Regions from separate parts of the Mus musculus genome. Here all the other regions are linked to region 5. The links are chromatin loops, found by intact Hi-C in ENCODE. Cell type or tissue: left cerebral cortex. All regions are shown on one strand.

What was found. A loop is a pair of places that touch in the nucleus more often than their neighbours do. Peaks named below come from ENCODE experiments on the same cell type or tissue, not always from the same donor. Only the 100,000 strongest peaks of a DNase experiment are listed, where the experiment ranks them.
Region 1: a loop joins it to region 5, with 10 times the contacts of the local background. A loop is called at or near these places in 3 of 42 quality-filtered maps.
Region 2: it touches region 5 in a loop (4-fold over the local background); 10 of 42 quality-filtered maps call a loop at or near these places.
Region 3: a loop joins it to region 5, with 6 times the contacts of the local background. A loop is called at or near these places in 27 of 42 quality-filtered maps.
Region 4: it touches region 5 in a loop (8-fold over the local background); 6 of 42 quality-filtered maps call a loop at or near these places.

The regions. Positions count from the first base shown.
Region 1 is chr5:117,356,284-117,361,283 of GRCm38, forward strand. Wsb2 (WD repeat and SOCS box-containing 2) reads left to right here and starts at 1,022. Exons shown (of 9, transcript NM_021539.5): 1 at 1,022-1,190. The coding sequence starts at 1,178. Gm42012 (a long non-coding RNA gene) reads right to left here and starts at 577. Exons shown (of 2, transcript XR_878716.2): 1 at 344-577. In left cerebral cortex, a CTCF peak has its summit at 2,633 (motif pointing right); DNase peaks (open chromatin) are centred at 161, 493, 1,011, 1,830 and 2 more places; H3K4me3 peaks cover 2,901 bases; H3K27ac peaks cover 2,970 bases.
Region 2 is chr5:117,385,503-117,390,502 of GRCm38, forward strand. It overlaps Rfc5 (replication factor C (activator 1) 5), which reads right to left and starts at 3,521. Exons shown (of 11, transcript NM_028128.1): 1 at 3,415-3,521; 2 at 2,367-2,431; 3 at 1,220-1,356. The coding sequence starts at 3,476. Gm15728 (predicted gene 15728) reads left to right here and starts at 3,620. Exons shown (of 2, transcript NR_166496.1): 1 at 3,620-3,783; 2 at 4,652-5,000. In left cerebral cortex, CTCF peaks have their summits at 3,091 and 3,769; a DNase peak (open chromatin) is centred at 3,593; H3K4me3 peaks cover 1,578 bases; H3K27ac peaks cover 1,254 bases.
Region 3 is chr5:117,304,866-117,309,865 of GRCm38, forward strand. No RefSeq gene overlaps it. Among named protein-coding and RNA genes, the nearest start is that of Gm52828, 6.3 kb to the right of the region's middle. In left cerebral cortex, CTCF peaks have their summits at 326 (motif pointing left), 2,160 (motif pointing left) and 2,959 (motif pointing right); DNase peaks (open chromatin) are centred at 318 and 2,953.
Region 4 is chr5:117,413,566-117,418,565 of GRCm38, forward strand. Ksr2 (kinase suppressor of ras 2) reads left to right here and starts at 437. Exons shown (of 20, transcript NM_001312914.1): 1 at 437-1,443. The coding sequence starts at 1,264. In left cerebral cortex, CTCF peaks have their summits at 505 and 2,192; DNase peaks (open chromatin) are centred at 111, 572, 1,232, 2,242 and 1 more place; H3K4me3 peaks cover 3,203 bases; H3K27ac peaks cover 2,390 bases.
Region 5 is chr5:117,491,117-117,496,116 of GRCm38, forward strand. The region is part of intron 1 of Ksr2 (kinase suppressor of ras 2); the gene reads left to right. Among named protein-coding and RNA genes, the nearest start is that of Gm42013, 9.3 kb to the left of the region's middle. In left cerebral cortex, CTCF peaks have their summits at 3,067 (motif pointing left) and 4,859 (motif pointing left); DNase peaks (open chromatin) are centred at 2,347, 3,031 and 4,142; H3K4me3 peaks cover 719 bases; H3K27ac peaks cover 985 bases.

The DNA of each region.
Region 1 (5,000 bases), 130 kb before region 5:
AAACGCTAAGTGGAAGAGAGACGCATACAAAGCAAGAATGTAGAAGCAAGGTTCCTACCGTTCCAGCTCAAAAAACATGGGAGAGCAGACTTAAACCCATCACTTTTCCTTCCCTGGCTCCACATTACAAAGAGATCTATGACTCAAAAGGGAAGGAAATGGGGACATTGAACTTGGAGAAAAAAAAGTCCAGGCTGGAAACAGGAAAAGGGACTGGAGCGACCTTGAGTGTGGGTGGTGGGTGGGGTGGTGACAGGACACTACCAGGGGATTACAGAGCCCATGAGAAAGTCCAAAGCCAAGGAACAACTACAGGAACTACTTAAAACCCCTTTTCTCCTACCCTGGCTCCAAGTTAAATCCACCCGACACAAACAGGACCAGGACCCGAGGCACTAGCATCTGAGGACACGAAGAGGGAAATCTCGGGGTGTGTGGGGGTTAACCTTGACCTCCTCTCCCCTTAGTTCCTCCCCCTTGGCTTTCCCAGCATCCCTCCCGCTGGGGCCGTTGTCAAGGCCAGCATTTCAGCTCCCGCTGGGATCCCCAGTTCCCTGCCCCCCAGCCAGCATCATGACCCGGGCAGCTTCCCTGAGCCTCGAGCGAGCGAGCAGTCCCTTAGGTTTCTCCACGACACCCCCAGCCCTTGCCCGCCCCACCCCCATCTCTACTCGCTCCAATTTTAGGTTTCCACTTTGGATGCTCTCGGAGACCCCCAACCCCATCCTGCCCGGGGCTCCCCTGCCCCCTTCTCTGTCTGCTCTGCCCAGTGTTCCCCCCCACCTCGGGTCCCCTTAGCCCCGCTTCCTCCGGGCTCCGCGTCCCTTTAGTCCGGCGTTCCCTCCCCCCCCCCGCTCCCCGCCCCCCGCCTCCCGCCTCCGTCCCCACAGCTCGGCGTCCCCCTCGAAGCTCCGCGTCCCGCGCCCGCCGCCCACTCCGCCTCCGCCCCCGCATCCCCAGCGTTTCCCCTGCGAGCTCTCCGCCCCGGCCCCGGCCCCGCCCCCGCCGGCCGCCATGTGACGGGAAGCAGCTGATGGCCTCTGCGGGCGGCAGCGGCGGCGGCATTGGCGGCGGTGGTGGCGGCGGCGGGCGCGGCCGCGGCGGGGCGGGCGCGGAATGAAGGCCCACGGCCCTGGGGGCTGAGGCGCCCGCCGCCTGGGGCGGGCCGCGCGTCCTCATGGAGGCCGGAGGTGAGTGCGGCCGCGGCGGGGCGGCGACCGAGGCGGGGAGGGCAGCTTTGTTTCACTTTCGCTGTCAGCTGCGGCAGCCGGCCTCCTGCCACCGCGGGGACCGGCCGCCGTCCCTGAGCGAGCCCACTGGACTGGGATGGCTCCAGAGTCCCCGGGTCGCCTGCGCCATGGCCGGGCTTCTGGCCTCAGCGCCCATCGCGGCTCGGTAGTAGCTGCGGCCGCTGGGTGGGTGCCTGGGAACGGGGTGGGGCCCCGGACACTGCCCCGGGGTGACACGTAGGTCCCGACACCCTAGTGGGTGAGGTCCACAGCTGTCACCACGAAAGCTCAAAGTGAGAGCACGGGATGAACTTGCTGGCCGCCTGGAAAAGCGCAGAGATGCTAGGGATGGCTAGACCTGCAGCCCCTCGGGGCTTCTCCCTGGAGGGCTCTTGTCCCAGCGTCCTGATCACGGAATAGTAGCGTGGGTTGGGGACCTGGGGGAGGGGGCTGTCGCCACACTCCAGGGTCCCCAAATACCGGAGCTGAAAGACAGATTCCGTAGGGGGATTTTAAGAGTCAAGGCCTAGGGCTCAGACTTGTTCCGGTGAAGTTGAAGCTTCACCCAGGTCTGGAGGACTCGGATGCACCAGAGGGCTGGCAGGGCCGGATGGGGTTGTTGGAAAGGCAGGTGTTCCCTGGGGTGGTGTCCCCTTTGCATTTAGGAAATGACATTTCTTTGTTTGCAGGAGCCAGGCTTTCAGGGAAAGGTGTCGCGGCAGCTCCTCTCCCGGGTTTCCATCTAGATTAAAACCTTTCAGTATCTTCCCTATAGAATTCTGTTTAAATGGCCCCTACTGTTTTCTTCTGTGACTCTTTTTATAGCTTCCGTTTTCGTTTCCATTGATGCCTCAAAGTTGTATCTCAAAGCAATCTGTGACCAGACCACCTCCCCCCCCCCACACACACACTTTTTTTTTAAACCGGAATCTTTTCCAGTGCAGAGTTTTTCCCTAGTGATTGACGTCTGTGTGGTAGGCGGTGGGCAGAGCTGTTGGGAGCTACCAAGCTACTGTTAAAAAGGCCAGACACTAGGCCAGAGTTTTACTCTCTTTTCAAACTGAATAATGTCTATTGTAAAAGGATTACAGTAGAAAACAGTAGAACGGTGGTTACAATTAATTTATTCATTCAACAAATATTTATTATCTGGTATGTGCCGGGCACCCTCTGGGTCCTTGCTGGCCCAGAGTAATATAATAGCAATATGTAATTTAAACGTAGACACATTAAAAAAAGGCAACAGTTGAAATTAAAAAGGATAACGTATCTAAAATATTTCAAGTTTAATTTATGCCATGAAACAAAAATTATAGGAATGTTTTGGAGACGGAAGAATTTTTCTGTGTGGGCGTTTTAACTGCCAGTTTGTCTGCACCACGTGCTGCGTGCAGTGCCTGAGGGGGCCAGAAGAGGGCGTCGGAGCCTTTGTACCAAGTTACAAAGAGTTGTGAGCCTCCAGGTGGTTCTGGGGATGGAACAGCAAAGCGGCTCCTATGCAGCTGTAACAGCTGAGCCATCGTTACCGCTAAGGCTTTACAGTGTGGTGTGTGCTTTATAATTTTTAAAAACTATTCTTAGATTTACTTTTTTATATTTTATGTGTGTGTTTTGCCTGCATGGATGTCTGCACAATGCATGCACCTGGTGCCTGCAGAGGCCAGAAGAAGGCATCAGATCCCTCGAAACAGGAGTTACAGACAATTGTGAGCTACCATTTGGGTACTGGAAATCCAGCGCAGGTTCCTCTGCTAGAGTAACGAGTGCTTTTAACTGCTGAGCCATCTCTCCAGTTCCATGTATTATATTCTTAAAGATTGATTTGTTTATTTCATGCATGTGAGTACACTCTAGCTGTCTTCAGACACACCAGAAGAGGACATCCAATCCCATTACAGATGGTTGTGAGCCACCATGTGGGTGGGTGCTGGGAATTGAACTCAGGACCTCCGGAAGAGCAGTCAGTGCTCTTAACCACTGAGCCATCTCTCCAGCCCCGTATTATAGTCTTAATAGACTTCCACAGTTCAGGGGTTCAGTAACTGCTTATGGCTGGTGACTAGTGACAGACAGGCAAGGTGGTTTGAGGAGGAAATAGACCCCAGATGCATGCTAACCACAAACTCAACCCAGAATTCCCTAGTGTAAAGAAAGCTAAATGACTAAAGCTAAAGGACAGCGACTTAGTCACCCTGCTGAGTTAGCAATGTCACCAAGAAGGTGACATGGACACAGAGCGCTGATTATTATGATGGAGCAGCCAGTCAAAACTCTCCAAGCTGGCCTGGAGAGACCAGAGTTCAGCCATTAAAAGCTAGGCTCACAGCCAAAAAATATGAGAGTTTGGTTCCCAGCACCCACGGCTGGGCAGTCTCTCCAGCCACCAAAACCAACCAACCATCCAAACAAATCTCTCCAAGCTGACAGCTCAGCCTAGCAATGCAAAGATCCCTCGGCAGGAGGAAGGATTACCAAGCTTGCTGCCAGCCATGCTCCTGCCTCCACCTCTGTTAAAGGGGCTTTCCTTGTGTGGAAGAGGCTTTGATAATCCTCCTCCCGTTCTGCCTGTTGTACACATCCCTTGTTTAGTTGGGAAACCTGGAAGGGTTAGGGAAATGTCGGTCAAAGGTTACAGAATCTCCTTTAGCTAGGACAGTGACTACAGTTAATAACAGTTAGGTACTTGGAAACTGCTGACAGGTTTTTAAGAGAGTCCTCCCCGAGAAAAATGCGGAGAATGTGAAGGGGTGCGTACGCTCATTAGCTTAATTGAGCCCTCCTCTCCCTGTATGTTGGCTTTCCCACTTATCCGTACGTCACGTGGTGTCCAGAAAGTATGCGGGGCGTATTAATTTACCAAAGTCCTGACCCAGCCGCGGCGGGCCATGCAGGTACTGTCTCAGATGAAGCTGGATCCTCCCAGTTCTGCTTGGTTTGTTTGGAAGTGCTGTACGAATTACAGTTTTGTTTTCCAGTTGCCAAGTTTAGTTTGGGCCCAGACTCCAGGAGACTGGTGTCTTCTTTTAGAATCTAGATTCCTGACCTGAAATAGCAAAAGATGAAACCCCCCAGACCCCAGAAATAGAGTGTGAATTCTGGGCAGGGCTAGGGTTTGAGAATTCCAAATGAACAGTGGATGCCACATGCATCTTGGTAGTCCAATGGGCTCCACTTCCTGTGTATTTAAGAGGTATTGCATGTCTGTCACGAGTATCTCTTGGTAGCCTGACCGCTTGCTTTGGGAACAAACAGACAAGATTTGCTGCTGTGAGCAGACCTCCTAGTGCCTGGGGCGGGGCCGGGGGTGAGGCCGGAGGGGGGGGTGGGGGTGGGGGAGTGGTAATGACCTCAGTAGTCAGGAGTTCTAGAAAGGAATTAATGAGGAGTTGTGAAGGCCCTTGATTACTGCCTGGAGGGAGGAGTCCTTTGAGGCAGACACAATGAAGATAAGGTGCAGCCTTGGAGAGCTGGTGCAAAGTCCAGAGGTTGGAACTAACTGAGCTTAGTCAAAGGGGCCTGATCGTGCTGGAGCTGAGGGTAGGAACTGGGTAAGAGAGACTGCAAGCTAAGAAGTAAGAACAGATGAGAGGAGTCAGAGCAGGCCCCAGAGAGCAGTGAGAAGATTGCCTGGTAGGCCCGGCAACAGGTGCTGCTGGAGAGATTCAAGAAGTAGCCACGGGGCTGGAAAGGAAGGTTAGCGGAGGCTTTCGGAGACAGACTTGATGGGACTTGACTGTGAATTTGGTCTGGGCAGAGAAAGAAACAAGGGCT
Region 2 (5,000 bases), 110 kb before region 5:
CCCTGTGCCAGCTACAAGCTAGTGGCTGGAAGTGTCAGCCAGCCATTCAGGTCTAATGACAGCTAAGATACAATCATCAAAAACCCTGTACACAGCCTCACAATACCATCACACAACATCCTAAAAGGATCATCCACAAAAATGTAGGAAATAAACACGGCCTGGTGACCCTGACCCAGGACCTCTGCCGTGAGCAATTGATGTTAACTTTAGTTCTCACCACCTGCAGGCTACTGTGCTTTGAATAAGCCAAAGAAAGAACTCTGGACAGCAAGGGGCTAAGCTTCAGATCCACTGCCTGAGTCAAATGCTTTTCTTCTGATTGTGGGTCTTCTGTATTCAAGTTAGCCTTGAACTCACATAGCCTAAGATGACCGTGAACTTCTGACCTTCCTGCTTCCACCTCCTGCATGCTGGGATTATAGGTGTATAGTCTGTTTATTATGCTAAGGATCAAACCCAGGACCTTGTGCATAGTAGGCGAGCACTCTATCAAATAAGCTACATTCCAGTCCCTCAAATGCTTTTCTTTCAAATACAGCATTTAGGTTTTTGTAACCTAAGGGTATTAAGGTTGTCAGCCAAGGTCCCAAGAGTTCACAGACAGCATGGCTCAGAGCAGTAATCTAAGAAGATCCTGATGAAGAGACATTTTTAAAGGTGTTTGTCGAGCAGTGGTTCTCAACCTGTGGGTTTTGACCCCAAGGGGTGTCGAATGACCTTTTCACGGGTTGCCTAAGACTATCAAAAAAACAGATAACTGTACTACAATTCATAACAGTAGCAAAATTACAGTTGTGAAGTAGTAATGAACATAATTTTATAGTTGGGGGTCACCACATCATAACAAACTGTATTAAAAGGTCGAAACATTAGGAAGATTGAGAACCACTAGCCTAAACTAAAGAGATATGCAGTATTCATTATCACCACGAAATCTTAAGGGGTTCAACAAGAGCTGTGGGCAGGTAGAGCAGGCTGTGTGGGCAGGGTACAACCTCTAAGTTGGCCCCGCAGAAAGTAGAGGCTGCCAGGTGTTAATGCCCTAGCAAGTCTAAGCAGTATCCCCCATTTTGACACCCCCCAACTCCCCCCAAAACACACACAAGATCCCATTGGTCAAACACAGCCAGGACTCAGATGGTCAGGGAATAAAAGAAGGACAAAGGTTAAGTGTCTGGAGGTCTGAGCTGTTGTGGAGTGAGAGTGTCTCCTTCACCTCCAAGACCATGGAGCCAAATTCTTTATCTTTGTACAGTTGCTTGGCACAGGCCAGGATGGTGGATGTCTTTCCTGTCCCTGGAGGGCCATAGAGAAGTAGGTGTGGCAGGCGGTCTTCACTGATGAACTTCTGAACTGAGGGACAGGAAGGGGTGACATGTGTCAGTCTCTGGGTCCTACACAATCACCTTAGGACCTGGTTATGCTAAATCCAGATATGCTTCAGTTTTTCAGTGTCCTAGTCGGAGTAGACAGGGAGGGGAAGTCCTGAAGTCACACCACAGTTTGTCTGTCTGTCTATCTGTCTTCCACACTAGCTATCTTGGGAGGGTCTATTAAGTTGAGAGCAGAAGTTCTCAACCTGTCTCGACACTTTTAGGAGCTACATATCGCACACATACCCTGCCTATCAGACATTTATTTACATTATAATTTGTAACAGTACCAAATTCCATTTATTAAGTAGCAATGAAATAATTTTATGGTGGGGGGGGGTGGTCACCACAACATGGGGAACTGTATTAAAAGGGCCACATCTTTAGGAAGGTTGAGAGCCACTGGTTTAGAGGCACAGCCTCATTGGAGGAGTCAGGTCACCAAACTCGTGCCTTTGAGGGTCATACTGCTTGCTCCCCCACCCCTTTAGCTCTCTACTTCCTGTCCACTTTGGAGCAGAGTGCTCCCACTGCCACGAAGTTGTGCTCACCAAGGGTCTAGAGTCAACAGAGCCAAGCACTGTGAACCAAAACCTCTTCAAAATCAACCATCCCTCTTCTGTGTTGTCTTCTTGGGACATGGGGGGATTGGGAAGGTGCCTCAGTTAAGCCGGGTGCTCTTGCAGAGGATCTGGGTTTGGTTCCTAGCACCTACATAGCAGCTCACAACTGCCTACAGGATCCAGGGTCCTCTTCTGGCCTCTGGAGGAGCCAGGCACACAAGGTGCACACACTTTCATGTGTAAACAAAACACCTAAACAGTAAAACCAAACAGATCTTGAGACAGTTTGGTACACTATGGAGAAGGCGACACATGGCCGGTTCTATAAAGGCTCAGAGCATCCTCTAAGGGTCACCCAGCAGAGACATCGTCATCACGAAATGGACCCAACCCTCCACAAGGACAGCAGCAACAGACAGATACTTACTGGTACTCAGAATGTCCTGGTGAGAAATGAGATCGGCCAGGGTCTGTGGCCGGTACTTCTCAACCCTGAAATAGGATTCACCGTTAAGTTACAATCTATATACTCAAGCCATGTTCTGTTACATGCAAAGAAGCCCCTTCACATCCTAAGCAGCAGAGGAAGAGAAACCCTTCGCGTCTGAACAGAGCACTGGCTCTCACAACCAGGAGTTGTTCTGTCCCCCCAGGGGACATCGGTCAGGCCAGTTATCTGTATTAACTGTGCAATGGGTGTTAGCAGCATCTGTTGAGTAGGAGTCAGGAGGTTGCTAACATCCTCCAGTGGGCAGGACAGCTCCCCCTTGCCCCTCACCAACAGCGCTGAGACTGCGCAAACGGAACTCATACTCAAATACCTATAAGCAAGAGAACGGGCAATCCACTTATGATGTGGCTTTCAAGAGGGAATCGAGTGCTGAACCATGCTACAGAACAGAAAACCCTTGAGTTCGAGAAGCCAGACTCAAAAGGCCACACGGTCTGTGACTCCAGTCCTGAGAATTTAAATACCGTGTGGCCTGAGACAAGTCTTCCTCCTCAGGATAGACCAGAAGAAAAGAAAATGAAAGCATGGCTAGGCTTGCTTCATTTAAAACACCGCTAAGGTGCTGTAGGGCCATTCAGAATGCAGGCGCTGGGGCCCTGGGTGGAAGATCAGGTCCCTGCAAGTTGTCCTCTGACCTCCACCAGGGTGCGCTGCTACGGTCCCTCCCCCGCAAATAAAGAGGGGATAGAGTGCAAGCGCTGAATTCGGACACGAGTTCGAATCCAACCAAGCCTACCCACTCCTCCGTCCTCGGAACCTTTCTAAAGAAACCCAGGATCAATTTATTAGGGTCATCGGAGCGCAGAGGCGATGCTCGAGGACCCCGAGGATGGCTAAGCTGAGCTCAGAGCCCGTTCAGGTATGGAAGCGGAGGAGCGGCTGCGGCGCCAAGGCCGGGAGCGGGGAAGGATCTGCAAAGCTCCTAGGAGGAAGAGCGGGAAGCGGGATGTGGGGCCGCTCCTACCAGGGCAGGTTCCGGGCCCGGGCCGCCGCGGGCCGCTGCTGCGAAGGCGCGGCCGCCGTCATGACTGACAGATGCTGCGGGTCCCTGCCACTGACCCGCCGCACTCGGAGTCCGCGCGCAAACCAACCCTCGCGAGGCTTCGCCTCCGGCTTCCGGCTTCCGTCCCCCGGCCCGCCTCCTCCCCGTTGCTAAGGTGCTGGTTGCTAGGTAACCCTAGGCGCCGGCCTGCAGCGGAGTTACCGCCTGAGTCGGCTGTCTCAGCCTCCTCGCACGAGGTCCAGGGTGACCGCGCGCTGAAGCCAGAGCCACCGCGGGCCTCACCAGGGCCCGATCCTGTCAGTGCAGGGGCAAGCCGCAAGGAGCAGCAAGGTGTGTGGTCAGTGCAACCTCGGTTCCATAACCAGCAACACACACACAGAGACACACGTACATATACAGGTATGCACACAGTTACAAATATACATATACATACATCCCCATTCACATACATATAAACAGATATACGCCTGCACTCACATACACATACAGATACATACACACAAGTATACACAAATACACAGTTAATACGCATACATACATACATACATGCATACATATATACTCACATATACATGTATATCACACACATATATATACACACAGAACATACACATTCAATCATATATACACATAAATACAGTTACATATATACACATACATGCATACATATATTCATATAAATACATACAAACATTTGTGTTTTATACACACAAATGCATTTTCTCCTACAGTAAGAGGATTACAGACCAATTTTATTTATTTATTTGTTTGTTTGTTTATTTATTTATTTGATTAGTTTTGAGACAGGGTTTCTCTCTGTATCTTTGGCTATCCTGAAGCTCACTCTGTAGGCCAGGTTAGCCTCAAACCCAGAGATCCACCTGCCTCTACCTCCCAAGTGCAGGGATTAATTAAATGTGAGCTTCACCGTTTGCCTGGTGACCAATTTTATTTTCATCTTTAGCTTTTACTTTGAGCCAGGTATGCCTTTAATTCGAGTACTTGGGAGGCAGAAGCAGATGGATCTCTGTGAGTTCAAGGTCTACAGAGTGGCCTCTAGGACAGCTAGGGCTACATAGTGAGACCCTGTCTTAAAAACTCGAAAGAAAACTAACTTTAATTAATTTGTGTGTGCCTCGCTGCACATGTGGAGGCCATGTGCATCAATTTTCAAGAGTTGGTCTTCTTTCTTATGCAGACGTCCTGGGAATCGAACTTAGCTGTCAAGCTTGGCCGTTTGAATCGCAAGATCATCCTTGACTGCATATCCAGCTCATGGCCAGCCTGGTGGTGTACTTAACTACCTTTGGAGTCAAGCAGCTGCCATCTGGGGGAGTTCAGCTGTGTCCACTTACAAAAGAATTACCTTAGCTGGACTTTTTGACCGTTTACATCCCCTCACGGAAGACCCTCACCTGAGTATCCACTGGCTCCCTATAATTTATTGTGTGCAACTCTGCCTTAATTGCACATGGCTTGCCTGGAGGGCAGGGGTGGGGGGAGGAGACTAGAGTACTCAGATTAAGAAAGACTAGGAGAGAGGTCTT
Region 3 (5,000 bases), 190 kb before region 5:
CACTGTGCAAAAGTGACTTTCCAGTATTTAAGGACAGGAGGGCCTTCCAGGAGTTCTGAACAATGGATCAAGGACCGTGGGATAGATACATTTTAGACTATCAGAGCCTGGACTGTGTGTGGTTCTTGGCTTTTCCCACGAGCTGTGACCTTGAAAGAGGCATTGAGTAAGTCTTGGCCTTCCCTGAATTCTCTGGACCACAGTGGCTATTGGCTGAACGGAAATCTCTAAAATTCTTCTGAGTTTTATGCATCTTGGCTGGATCTTTATCAGATGGCTTTGGTGGAGGGATCCGAAGTCCACTCAGGGCTGAGAGCGCCACCTGGTGACCAAGTTTGTAAGTAAGCTCGTCTCTTGGTTCTAGATTCAGAAAGCATGGACAATTTTTCTTACTTTTATCTCTGGTCCTCTCTTCCCCTTGTCTGATGGCTAGTCTTGGCGGTTAAGGTCACACAGCTCAAACCTGAGGAGGGAATTTCGACTGAGGAACTGCCTCCATCCTACGGCACCTGGGCACATTATGGTGCGTTTTCTTGATTAACTGAGGTCGCAAGGCCGAGTCCACTGTGGGCGGTGCTATCCCTAGGCCATGGGCCTAGGCAAAGCTAATACGCAGGCAACAGAGTTCCTTGGCCTTCTGCTTTAGTTTCCTTCCTTGGCTTCTCTCAATGATGGCCATCAAAGCATAAGCTGGAAAAAATCCATTCCGCCTCCATTTGTGACGTCATAATGGTCACCATAGCAACCAAAGAAAACTAGAACACTTTCCTTTTTGTGTGTTGTTTTTGTTTTGAAAGTGGTTAATTAGCTTGTATTGCCCTGAAATTCCTGATCCTCCTGCCTCAACCTCCCAAGAGCTGGGGGGCAGGGAGGGGGGAGGGTCGTATGATGTAACATGTCCCACTGAAACACATTTATAATTCCAGTTTAGACCTGCAAGGACTGGTTTTTGTTTCTTTGTTGTTTCCGGTGTGTTTTTTAAGCTCCTTGAAATAATTGTTGTAAGTATATCTTTTTGTTGTTGTTGTTTTTTTACTTTTTAAACAACCTTATTATGTGTGTGTCTGAAGGGGGCGCAGTCTGACCTTCTGAAGCTGGAGTTACAGGCGATAAGGAGTTACAGGCAGTTCTGAGCTGCCGGATGTGAATACAGAGAACCAAACTCCAGTCCTCTGGAAGAGCATCACCTGCTCTTAACCAGGGAAACCTGTCTTGCCAGGTGAATTTATTTTATCACAGTCTTACAAATGCTATTAAGGTGCAACCGGTATGTAGCTCTTTAGAAATTGTTAATTTGTTTTCTGATGGTTTTGCTTGTTTGTTTATTTGTTTCATTTTTTTTCCCACATGGTTTCTCAGTGTAGTTCTGGCTGGCCTGGAGCTCACTCTGTAGACCTTGAATTTAGGGTTTCACTTATCTTTGCTTCCTGAGTGGCATGGATTTTAAAGGCATGTGACACCAAACGTAACCTTTAAATTGTTATTTTGAAACGGCCTTGCAATGTAGCACAGGCTGGCCTCAAATTTGGACTCCTCCTGCTTCAGTCTCCTCCTGCCTTGGCCTCCTGAGAATCTGGAGTTACAGGGGTCACCAGCACTCCAGCCCTGATAGCTTTGACAAGTTAAATACAAGAAAGAAAGAAAGAAAGAAAGAAAGAAAGAAAGAAAGAAAGAGAGAGAGAGAGAGAGAGAGAGAGAGAGAGAGAGAAAGAGAGAAAGAGAGAAAGAGAGAGAAAGAAAGAGGAACAGAGGAAGAGAAAGAAAGAAAGGGAAGGAAAGAAAAGAAAAGAAGGAAAGGAAGAAAGAGAAAAAGGAGGGAGAGAGGGAGGAAAGGAGGGGGAGGAGAGGGAGGGGAGGGGGAGGAGGGAGGGTAGAGGGTGGGCAGTCAATACCAGAATGCTAAGCACAAGATACCAGAGAGTAAGACTGTTTCTGGGAATGGGAGACCCAACAGTAACAAGCAACAAGATGTGGTTCCGTTTCTTTGTGCACAGTGTTTATATCTTTTCAATAGTTAACCAAAGATCTATAAGACACAATAAGATGAGTGCCTGAGCTGAAGAGGTGGTTCAGCAGTTAAGAGCATTGTCTGTTCTTCTAGAGGTCCTGAGTTCAATTGCCAGCACCCATGTGGTGTCCCACAACCATCTGTAATGTTATCTGATGCCCTCTTCTGGCATGCAGGTGTACATGCAGATAAGCACTCATTTACATAAAAATAAATCTGAAAAAGGAAGGAAGAAAGAAAGAAAGAGAGGGAGGGAAGAGAAAGAGAGAGGGGAAGGAAGAAAGGAAAGAAGGGAGAGAGAAGAGAAAGAGAAGAAGAAAAAAAAAAACCCGAACAATCAAAAAACAGCCCTGCCAGATGGCTCAGCAATTAAAAGCTTGTACTGGTTCCCAGCCCCTCAACTCCCTGTAACTACCAGCTCAGAGGGATCAGACCACAGACCACACCTCTGGACTCTGTAGGCACTTATACACACACACACACACACACCACTTAAATATTAAAAAAAAAAAATTAAACAAAACCAAACTAAAAATTCGTTATTCGTTGGGGAAATACAGGACCCCAGCGATTTTGTTTTATAAACAGATGTGAGGCTGTGACAGCTTGGGAGTTTATTTCCCCTCTCTGTGCTTTCGTTTCTTCACCTGTAAAATGGGGATCAAATGAGTGGCATTTAAGATAGGTGCCGTTGTGCCCAGTAAAAGAAAATTCTACCTTCTTGCCCCTGTCGGTTTCTCTGTTACTGTAACAGAAGACACCACGGCTTATAATGTAGAAGAAGCACATTTGGCTCACAGTACTGATGCTTGACCAGTCCATGAGCATGGGTCAGCTTCCAGAGGTTTCCATTTCCTATCACACCTCTCAAAGCTGGAGGTGGAGGGAAGGGGGAGAGGAGGGCTGGGGCTGGGGCTCAGCCACTAGAGGGCGCTGCCTGACACTGCAGGAACTGCATCTGGAGCTGCAGCCATTCCAGCACAGAAGGGAGTAAGAAGATCGGAAGTTCAACGTCACCCCTACTATATAGCCAGTTCAAGCCAGCTTGAGACATATGCCCGGCAGGAAACAGGACGAATAGAGTGGGAAGGAACGCGTGCACACAGGAATAGACTCACCTCGTATCAACCTAGCCTCAAGCTGACTAACTCTACCTAGACTCTGATTAATCTAGTGACATAAGCCCCTCCTACTAAAACAACACCGGAGCCGGGCGAGGAGGCACTCGGGAGGCAGAGGCAGGCAGATTTGTGAGTTCGAGGCCAGCCTGGTCTACAAAGTGAGCAGACAGCCAGGGCTAAACAGAGAAACCCTGTCTCGAAAAACCAAAAAACCAAAAAACAAACAAACGGGAATAAAGGCTTCAGGGAACTTGGGAAGATACACCCAAACTCTAGCGTGTGCTATGAGGGATGTGGGAGCTGGGGCTAACATCAGGACGCTTCCTCTGTAGGTTCCAACTTTGTGCACCGTCACTCCCCTGAAAACAGGGTTTGCTGTTAAGAGGCTGGTCCGGTCAGCCAGATAGCTTATGGGGTTCCTAAAATCACATAAAAAAATGAATGAAAATATGAGAGTAGTATTTTTTTTAGTAATTTTTATTCTATGTACACTGGTGTTTTGACTGCACGTATATCTGTGTCAGAGGGTTAGATCCCTGAACCGGTGCTGGGAATTGAACCTGGGACCTCTGGAAGGACAGCCGGTGTTCTTAACTGTTAAGCCATCTCTCCATACACACTTTTGTTTTGGTTTTGGTGTTTTTGGTTTTTGAAGACAGGGTTTCTCTGTGTAGCCCTGGATGTCCTGGAATTCACTCTGTAGACCAGGCTGGCCTTGAACTCAGAAATCTGCCTGCCTCTGCCTCCCAAGTGCTGGGACTAAAGGCATGCGCCACCACTGCCCAGCTAATCCACCTCTTTTTTTTTGGTTTTTCGAGACAGGGTTTCTCTGTATAGCCCTAGCTCTCCTAGAACTCACTTTGTAGACCAGGCTGGCCTGGAACTCAGAAATTTGCCTGCCTCTGCCTCCGGAGTGTTGGGATTAAAGGCATGCGCCACCACGTCCGGCTAATCCACCTCTTTTAAGATTTATTTTTATGTGCATAAGAGTTTTGCTTGGTGTACATCTATGAAGGCGTCAGATGCCCTCAAACTGGAGTTATAGAGTGTGGGGAATTGAACCCTCAGCCTCTGGAAGATCAGGCAGTGCTCTTAACCACTGAGCCAACTCTCTAGCCCCAAGCATAATATGATTTTTGTTTGTCTGGTCTGGGTTTGTTTTTAGATTTCTCTGTGTGTGGTTTTGTTTTTGTTTATTTATAAGACAGGGGTCTCAGTGTAATTCTAGTTGACCTAGAACTCATTCTGTAGACCAGGCTGGTCTAGTCTAGAACTCACAGAGATCCTCCTGCCTCTGCCTCCTAAGTGTTCATATTAAATTATCTTTTAAAAGATTTTTGTCAATGTAAATGAAGAAAATACCTAATTAAAAAAAAAAATGTTGTCACCGGGCATGGTGGCGCACGCCCAGTCCTCTGTGGTTCTGGAGAACTGCTGTAGCCAGGCAATCGGTTTGATTTCAGAGTGAGTATGTATTGTTGAACTAAGGTCTTGTCCCCTTTGATCTGACTGGGATAGCTGTGTTGTACCTGTTGGAGGCATAGCAAGGCCATGCGCTACTGTAGGGTCAGCTCCATGGGGGGTGGGAGTGGGGCTAACATGGAATCTTTTCTTTGGGTGTGAGGGAGAAGTTTAGAAATTAAAAGGCAGGATAAAATGTGAGTATGTGGATAATTAGGAGGAAAGAACTGATCCAGTTCAGGAGCCGGAGTGGGAGGGGACTAAAGCCAGAGTCAGAGTGGGAGGGACTAAATGCCAGTACACAGGAGGAGGCTTGTGGTTGAATTTTTTTCTGGTTCCTATGATTTGGGGCCCCATCGCAAACCAGTTAGGATTTGTTGGTGTGGAAGCAGCATCTTTGGAGGAGAAGC
Region 4 (5,000 bases), 78 kb before region 5:
GCCAGGAGAGCTGCACAGAACCCTGTGAGCTGGGCGCGCACCTGCTCCCGGGTCCCCGCGCACCTGCTGAGCCGCGCTCCGGCCTCGTCTCGCGAGATCCGGGCTGGCGTAGTGGCCCCCACCCCCACCCAGGCCACCGAGTACCTCTCCCCGCCCCCGGGCCGGGCCTCCCCGCCACCTTGGGGACCAGCCCGGCCCCCCTCTTCACCCCCACGGCATCGTAGCGGCTGCGCTCCGCACGCAAGCCCCTCAGTCCCAAGGGACCCCGCCTCCCCGGCTGGAGGGTGGCCCGGCGGGCAGGTGCACGCGCCGCCTGCCGCCAGCGGGTCCCAGGCGCGCCCAGAGTGCGGGGACCCGGGGACCGGCTGCGCGCACGGCGCCTCTCGGCGCTGCATCCCTCGCTCCGCTCCGCTCCCCACCCCGCCCAGTGATTGACAGGCAAGATGTCGGTGTGGAGCGAGGCAGGAGCGATTTCAGCAGCCGTCCCCCCTGGAGCCCGGCGGCGGCAACAGCAGCAACGGCGACAGTGGCAACAGCAGCAGCAGGAGCAGCAGCAGCAGCGTTGTCGCGGGGAGCAGACCGCAGCCAGCCGCAGTGGGCGCCGCAGCCGCGCCAGCCGTGCGCACAGCATCCCGAGAGCGCGCTGAGCGCGGGGACCCGCGGACCATGCCGTGTCACCGCGACCAGGAGGGGGGCAGGCGCGCTCCTTTTTGACATAAAAGCCAGCCCGGCCAAATAGATTTATATACATATAATTCCGCCCTTCACGGAGCCGGTGTGCGAAGCGTGAGCTCTATTTCCCTCTGCCTCCTCCTTCCACTTCTCCTCCTCCCCTTCCTCCTCCTCCTCCTCCTCTTTCTCCTCCTCTTTCTCCTCCTCCTCTCTAAGTGTACAGACTGCACCCTACCACCTGGTTGGCTTCTGACAAACGGGCATCTCTCCCTTTTTAGGGACCAGAGACACAGAGAAAGAGAGAGGAGAGAGGAGACAAGGGACATTCTAATGCAGACTGCCTGATACTCTCCCCCGCCCCAAATAATAATAAATTTTGGCTCTTGTCCCCTCCTCCACCCCCCACTCCCCTCAAGCTTGTGTGAGATGTTGGGTTTCTTCAGGAGACACCGCTGAGAAGTCGCAGAGGTTGGGGAGGCGTAGGGGGGGTGGGGGTGGACTCCCTCTACCTCTACTCCTTCCCTCCCCCTTTTTTTCTTTCTGGGAGGAGGTGGAGGAGGAGGAGGGGAAGGGGGGGTTGCAGAGCAAGCGATGGATGAGGAAAACATGACGAAAAGCGAAGAGCAGCAACCTCTGAGTTTGCAAAAAGCCTTGCAGCAGTGCGAGTTGGTTCAGAACATGATCGACCTGAGCATCTCCAATCTGGAAGGGCTTAGGACCAAGTGTGCAGCTTCCAACGACCTCACGCAGAAGGAGATCAGGACCCTGGAGGTAGGTGTTGCCTGGGGTGGGGGTGGGGGGCAATCCTTCCATTCCTTCCCCTTCTCCAGTCTGTCCCCTTTCCCTTTGGGATTCTGTGTGTTGACGGAGGGCCTGGGAAGGGGGGGGGGGGCTAAAGCAGGTGGGCACGAATGATGCGCTATGATTTATCACCTGGCAAAGCCAGCGCGGCTGTCCCTCCCTTCCCTTCCCAGTGCGGCTGTTGTCTGTGCTCGGCCGGGTGGTGGTGGTAGCAGTAATAATTGCTGTTCCGTATTTATTATTATGGGTTGTAGCTGTTGCCATGATTATTCTTTTCTTGTGGGAAGAGGGAGTTATTATTGTTGTTATTATTTATTATTATTATATTATTATTCTCATTCTCTCTCTCAGATTTGTTTACGGGGGCTTGAGTGCTGGGTGCTATGTTAAGGAGCTGCAGGGAACCCACGTGACCTTGTGCGTTCTGCAGGTGGTCAAAGGTGGTTTTGCCTGGTTAGATGGGGCTGCTTAAATGAATTCAACCTTTTGCTCTGTGTCTCACCCCCCCCTTCCCCCAATCTACGCCTTAGAAAACCAGATGCGTGAGAAAAAAAAAAATCCCCATTTCTAAAACAATCGTTTGATGTGTGTGTGTGTGTGTGTGTGTGTGTGTATGTGTATGTGTGGGGTCTTTGCAGGCCCAAAATGTGTAAATGTTACGATTGCCTGGAGTGGTTCTTGCACTAGGTGGCGTGGGGAAAATGCTCTTGGGCTGCCTTGGTGAGACTTGGAGGATAGGGGTCCAGGAGACGGGAGTTTCGTTTGGCTCATTTGTAGCATCTTCTCTCCAGCAGAACTTGAGGGGAGTTGGGAGCAGTTTGCTAAGAGAGGGTGGTAGGGATGGCTACAAAGTTACCACCAAGAAATGGAAGGAACTGTTTTCCTTCAAAGGCCATTTTCCCCTCTAGGGGATGCTTTCAGGGTTTTGTGAAAGACCTGGTGTACCGAAATCCTCCAGCAACCTACCTTGTTCAAAATGTCAGAGGGATTCAAGCAGCCCCTTCAACCTCCTTCCCTCGAAGGCCCAGCTGTCCACATTGCATGATTTAATTTGGGAATTCCCACTAGCTGGCATCTGCCAGAGAGTGGTGGCTGTGGAGCCCAGAGCAAAGGAGGCTTCCCATTGGTATGGCCATGTATCCCGGAGCTGGCTGCTTCGGTTGGCCTCTGGCTTGGTTTGTGAGTTCCGGAAGCCTGAAGTGTTTCATCAGTCCTGGCTGATGGGGTCATCTGTATGAATGCACCTCTTGGACTCATTTGTCAGGCCTTTTGTTTCTCCTCCATGGTTTTAAGTTTGACCTGATGTCTGTATTGGTGCAGGAGACTATGGTTTGGAAAGAGGAGTTTGTATGTGTGTGTGTGTGTGTGTGTGTATGTATGTGTGTTTAAATACGGCGCTTGCTGCCCTTGGCTATGTATCTATGCTCACCTGTCAAGCGGGAACATGAGCCCAGGGATGAAATAAGATAAATGTGAATGTGGGAAGGGTGTTGGGAGGCCCAGGCATTGCCTTTCTCAAAGGAGAGAGAGAGGGGGGGTTGACTAACGATTGCTGCTGGATGAAAAGGTGTGGGCTGTTGTTAGCCTAGTCCTTATTTCTGCACAGGGGCCCAGGACAGATTTGGATTCAGAACTATACATGGGAAAGCTCATACAGGCCCCTGAGGGCCACCACCTCCACCATGTCTCTTCTCCTGTCATCAGCAAACCCCAGTCTAGGCGGACGATTACAGTCTAAGTTGCTCAGAGTTTCCTTCTGTTTCTTGCTATGGTGTTCTGTCCTCTGTTCGCTGACTCCCTGGAGAGCAGTGATTAACAGAGCCAGGCACTCTGTGGCTGGGGATGGAGCCCAGTGGTGGAACACTTGACTTTTGTAGTGACCTGGGTTCAATCCCCGGCACTTCTGCAGACACATACACAAACAACGGGCACCTGGTTCAGTGATATCTCTGCAAGATGTCTTGTATTTGAAATTAGGGGACAAAGGGCTGATGTGCTGGTTGGGAAGTTCGAGTCATAGGTTATCGTAGTTAGGGTTCCTATTGCTGCAATTGAGACACCGTGACCAAGGCAAGTGGGGGAGGAAAGGGTCTAGTTGACTTATACTTCCATAGAAATATATCAAAGGAGGAAGTCAGGACAGGAACTCACACAGGGCAGGAACCTGGAGGCAGGAGCTGACGCAGAGGCTATGGGAGGTGCTGCTTGCTGGCTTGCTCCTCATGGCTTGTTTAGTCTGCTTTCTTTTTTCTTTCTCCTCCTCCTCCTCCCCCCTCCTCCTCCTCCTTCTTCTTCCTCTTCTTCTTCTTTTTAAAAGAACTATTTATTTAGACCTCTGGAAGAGCAGTCAGTGCTCTTAACCGCGGAGCCATCTCTCCAGCCCCTCATTCTGCTTTCTTATAGAACCCAGGCCCACCAGCACAGAGATGGCAGCACCCACAATGGGCTGAGTCTCCCCCACCCCCGATTGATCACCAATTAAGAAAATGCCTCACAGTTGGATCTCATGGAGGCAGTTGCTCAACTGAGGTTCCTTCTTTTCAGATTACTCAAGCTTCTGTCAAATTGACCTAGTAGCCCACACAACAGGAAGCACATTTTTTTTTCTGGATCTCACAGTCTTGAGGGTACCACAGGACACACCAACACTTGGTCCACAATGCCCAGTGACGCTTCTGGAGCAAGCATGACAGTTTCAACTGCCTAGCTCCCCAGGACCAGGGTAGAGGAGAGGAGCCCTGGAGAAGGTATGGTTGGGCCAGACTTCATGTTTGCAGTCACCAAGCTTTTGACCCTCCCAGCTATCTGATAGCCTGAAGCCTCATGGTGGTGCTGACTAAAATGTGGGTTCCCAGCATCTGATGGCCACATTCGAATTTAGCTGAAACTGGAGAGAGGGTCCAGGATTCTGCATTTAGTATGCAGATGGTGTACTTCTGTGCGTAGTTTTTCTTTGGCGGTGCTGGGAATTGAACCCAGGACTTTGTGAATGCTAGATGAGGGTTCTACCACTGACTGTATCCTCAAGCCCCAGACCTTGTGTTTCTGATTAGGGACACTTTGTGAATTACTAATCGAAGCTGGGTGTGGCAGTGCACACCTGTAATCTTAGCACTTGGGATGCTGGAATGGGGAGGAGGGAACATCCAAGGCCAGCGTGGGCCACATGGTAACATTGTGCCGCAAATTAAAAAGGAAAAGAGAACTGTATTGTAGCTCAGTGGTGGAGGTCTTGCCTAATATAGCATGTTTAGCCCCCAAATTCTGAAAAAGACAAAAACAAAACCTACCAGGAACAACAACAAAAATCAACAACAGAACCCTGAATCCATTAGGGCATAAATGTTTCATTAGCGTTCCAGCTACTTCTCTGTATCTCTGTATCTCTCTCTCTCTCTCTCTTTCTAGCTATCTATATTGGTTTTTTGAGACAGGGTTTCTCTGTGTTGCCCTGGCTGTCCTAGAACTCACTCTGTAGACCAGGCTGGCCTCGAACTCAGAAATCCACCTGTCTCTGTCTCCCAAGT
Region 5 (5,000 bases):
CCTTTCTCAGTTGGCGTGGTTCAGGATGGAGGCACCAAGAGTGGCTCCCCACTGTCAGTGAGCACTTCCTTTACAACATGGCCCCTGGTGAATCCGTAAAGAGGGAGAGAATTACAGCATGTGTCTAGGGGATAGAGCAGGTGGGAGGTCATTTAGACTGATCAAATTGAAATTGGATTCAACTTAGGCTGGGGTGGTTTTTTAGAAGTTGGATGGATTAGGTAATGCATCCGCTGCCCTGAAGCCAGTGCTGGCCCACAGAGGAGCCGGTGCACATTTTGGGTGCCTCCTTGATCCAGAAAAGTTGGAAATGCTTGCAAGGGAGACACAGGTTAAGGTTGTTGTTGTTTTTTTCTAGACAGGGTTTCTCTATATAGCCCTGTCTGTCCTGGAACTCACTCTGTAGACCAGGCTGGCCTCGAACTCAGAAATACACCTGCCTCTGCCTCCCAAGTGCTGGGATTAAAGGTGTGCGCCACCACTGCCCGGCTAAGGTTGTCTCTTATCCTTCTTATTCCTGTCCCTGTAAGGCACTACTGACTGAGCGTTGTTTCCTTGCCCATCTGCATCAGTGTCTGCGTGTGCGTGCACGTGTTCTATAGCTCCTCATGGCTGTAGCTGCAGGAGTCAAGGAGAGGCAGGCTCTTCCACCACACTGACATCAAAAACAGCATCTTTGAGCTTCTTGCCTTTCCCAACTGTCTGGGAGCCTTGTTTAGCTGGAGAGAGAAGCCCCTGGTCCCAGGAGTCCCAGGGGCTTGGAGTGGAGCCCAGTGGGGGCTTCGTGTGTGTATTTTTAACAAGATCCCTGGGGTGGGGGTGCCCTAGCGAGCAGAGTCTGACACTCAGGGACAGAACAGGCTTGGGGCAGTTATGTCCCATTAGCTAGGCTCATGGCCTTGGGCGGTTCAGTGGTTACTCAGTGCCTCTGCTCTCTTCGCTCAACCCTTAAGGTACAAAGTATGACAATCAAATTTGGTATTAGTAAAGTGTTTATCCCAGTGCCTGGCACACTGTAAGCCTTATAGCTATGAATTCAACCATGACTAGATTATTTTTAAATAATAGTTGATGAATTAATAGCATGGTTATCAATAGACTAGTAGATACAGCAAGTATGTCAAAATCAACAAGTGTCAATTTTGCTGCAAATTTAATAGAGATATGGTTATATTTCAAACTCATGAATGCACGACTCTATATTACATTATAAGCATAACCATATTATGGCATCAGGCTGTTATAACATAAACGTTAATATTATAATAACATTGATGCTGGGGAATGTAGCTCAGTGGGTAGAGCACTTGCCTGGCCTGCATGAAGCCCTGGGTTCCATCCCCAGCACAGCACAAATGACATGAGGCGTTGCCACATCTGTATGTCTAAGCATACAGGAGGATCCAGAGTTCAGCATCACCCTCGGCTACATAGTGAGTTTGAGGCCAGCCTGGGCTACACAAGACCTGTCTCCAAAACATATAAAGAGTGTAATAATGTTCCTGGAAGAAATACCGGGGAACTGAGTGTCTATACTGTGAACCTTTGGCTCTTTGTAATGTTCCTTAACAGTAAGAGGAAAGATAGAGACAAAGTTGGCGCTGGAGATATGGCTTTGTGGTTAAGGGCAGATTGCCTGTATCCAATTCCCAGAATTTATATTGACCTGTTTACCTCTAGCTCCAGAGCTCTCTTCTGGACTCCATGGGGTGGGGTGGGAGGGAGGGAGAGAGAGAGAGAGAGAGAGAGAGAGAGAGAGAGAGAGAGAGAGAGAGAGAGGATGGAGGAGAGGGAGAGGGAGAGAAAGAGAGATGGCTGTCAGCTATCCTCAGCACAAATCAGTGGGCAATGGGATGTTCTACATCCCTTGACTGCCCCTGACTGACTGCACCCTGGGGTCCCCCATGCCTTGGGCTCCAGTCAGGGCAGAAGACCCAGGGTTCTCCTCAGCAAGGACCTCGCCTCTAGATGCAATAGACCCGGTTGTTTGAAACCTTCTCAGTCAGACAGTTCTCTCTCCTGTCAGCTGGCCCCTCGTGCAGGGGTGTTATGACAATGGTCGCCCTGGCAACCGCAGGATGGCCTTAGGCTTCTGGGTGCAGTGATTTCATTACCCAGGCGGGTTTGACAGCCTTAGAGCCTTGGCTACACGGCCAGGGATCCCGCCAGTCCTGCCCAGGCTGTACTTTGAGAAAGAACTCAGGGTTTTATTTCTGGAGGTCTGGTGGCCATTTCCAGCGATGTGCGTTTTGTCTAAATGCCAGGGAACACGGGCAGAAAACCCGCACCGGCTGATGGGGGTGTGGTGGTGGGGAGGTGTAACCATGGAAACCAGTAAACAAGATCATCCGTGATAAGGACGTGGGGGTGTGCGTGCGTAACTGGGTGGGCCTAATTTGGAAGGGAGAGCTCTGCAGGGTGGGAGGGTCACATCGCTGCTAGGATTGCCTCCAGATGATAGGAGCGACAAGTGCAAAGTCAGATCCTGTGGTTTCAGGCAGTTCGAGGCTGCAGGAATGGACTGTTCAAGGGCTGCCTGCATGCTAGCTGTATGACGTTGTCCCACACGTACCTCGGGGCGTGAAATGAGCCCCACATGTACCTCGGGGCGTGAAATCGGGGCGTGAAATGAGCCCCAGCCCAGGCTGGCTGGGAAGTTCACACAGGCTTGGAGGATCCAGGGCAACCCCTCTTCAGTGTTCCCCGCACCCTCCCTATTTTTCCAGACGCCTCTTTTTTTTTTAGCGAGATGTGACATGGCTTTGAGCAGGACCAAACCAAACGCCTGTGTATTTCCTACAGGTCTCTGTAGTTCGTCTTAGTTTAGGTACCGAGTGAAAAGTTTCCTGCTTAGGGATTTGAGACGCGGTTATTTTTAGAGCTGTCACATGTCTTGACTTTTAATTTTTTTTTTTTTTTTTTGGTGTGTGTGTTTATGCTGCTAAATTTACCATCGTGCTAATGCGGAATACAGTAATAAGGTGCGGGGGATGCTTGGTTTGGAGTCTGGGCCTGCAGACAATTTCCATTTGCTGTGTGAGGTGCCAGGCTTCCCTCTGGTGTGCAGATGGAGAATTGCACCCTAGGCTCCCTGCCTTGCTTGGAACTGCACCTGTGACCCTTGCAGGGCCTCAGAGAGTGTGCACCCTTGGACCAGCCTTGCTGTAATTTGAAGGTGGACCCTTTAAACTAATTTTTCCACATTAGCTCTGCGAGGACTTGAATTGAGGATGACCTAAAATTCAACTAGGCCACCAGGTAGGACGAGGCCACGGGGCGGGGCGAAGCCACCAAAGGTGTTTACCATGTGACTGTTTCAGTGGAGAAGCAAGGAGAGGACCCCAGAGAGAACATTAGATGTCCCAAGATCAGATCCTGGCCCTGCTTTGGTTGTGTGACTTTAGCGTGGGAGTCTAGCACCCCGGCCTTCATTTCCTCCTTTCTAATACACTTCCCATAATGTGACCCCTACATCAGCATGCCAACACATTCAAAAGAAGAAACATATAAGGAACCATTTAAAAATATAATTTAGCCGGGCAGTGGTGGTGCATGCCTTTGATCCCAGCACTTGGGAGGCAAAAGCAGGCGGATTTCTGAATTCGAGGCCAGCCTGGTCTACAGAGTGAGTTCCAGGACAGCCAGGGCTACACAGAGAAACCCTGTCTTGGAAAACCAATATATATATACTTTAGTGACGTTGAAGGATTTAATTATTATTACAGTGTTTTTCTATTGGTTACGTGGCTCAAAGCAAGGACCTCCTATACGCTGGCCATATGCTCTGCCACTGAGTTACACTTCGAATGCGAAAGGACTTAAAATTAGGAGCTGATGTTCACCCCAAGGGGACCTTACTGCTTTGCACACCCTCTACGGGGAAGATTTTTGTGCGGAGATTTCTGTGGGCAGTACTTCCGTAAAATACAACAAAAATGGCTCAGGAGAAAAGGAAACGGCCAGAGTAAGGCTGGCCTAGAAAACGGTCGGACTCGGCGGATACTTAAGGACTCTTGCCAGAGAGCTATGTGCCCCTAAATGCTCTCATCCCTGGGCTTCTCTGAAGGGAGCATCCAGGGGTGTGGTCTAAGAAGCTTTGCGCTTAAAACCAGCTCCCAGAACTGTGTGAGAAGGAAGGAGGAGGGGCCTTGCTGGCCTTAGCAAGCCCAACACTTGCGCTGTTACTGTTTTGTGCTAGTGGATTGTTGCTGGGTAAGAAGCCAGCGCTCGGCTGCCCGGGCTGACCCTTGGCTGTCCTCCCTTGGCTCTGACCACATGGCCTCTGACACGGTGGTTTGTGTTTGCAGTGTTGTCTTCCCACAGATGGATGGGGGTGATCAGCTCAGTTTTCTCCTTTCAGCCCACAGAATGGTACCCATATATTTAATTATGTGTGGGTCTCCCCACGGTGATTATTCTCATCTAGAAACCATGGGATTTCTGAAGCCTGTTAGCTTGTCTGCCAGGATGGAGAATCCCATGCTCAGTGAGTTAGACTTGGGTACTCGGGTTCAAGACTTGGGTGAAATTTGTTGGCCTTGAGCCTTGATGACCTTGGGCCAATGACGTAACTCTTCCGGGCTTCAGTATTTTTTTTTTTCATAAAGTGTGGAAGGTTTAAATAAATGATTGCTGGAAGGTGTCCATCAAAGGACCATAACTGACAGCCATGAGAGTGCCGTGTGTGACCGTAGTCTTGGGGAAGCAAGATTTTTAGGTAAATTTATTGTCATTAAACTGGGGCTGGAGAGATGGCCCAAGAGTTAAGGAAACTCACTGCATCTCAGTTCCCAGTGTCCGCATGTGGCTGCTTACAACCACCTGTAACTCCAGCTCCAGGAGATCTTATGCCCTCTTCTGGCTGCTTGAGGCTTCTGGATATAATGGATGCAGGCAAGCACATACATATAAATAAAATACATTAATACATCGAAAGAAGAAACTGACACTATCAAACCAGGCATCACTACACACATCTGTAATCCCCAAATTCAGGAGGC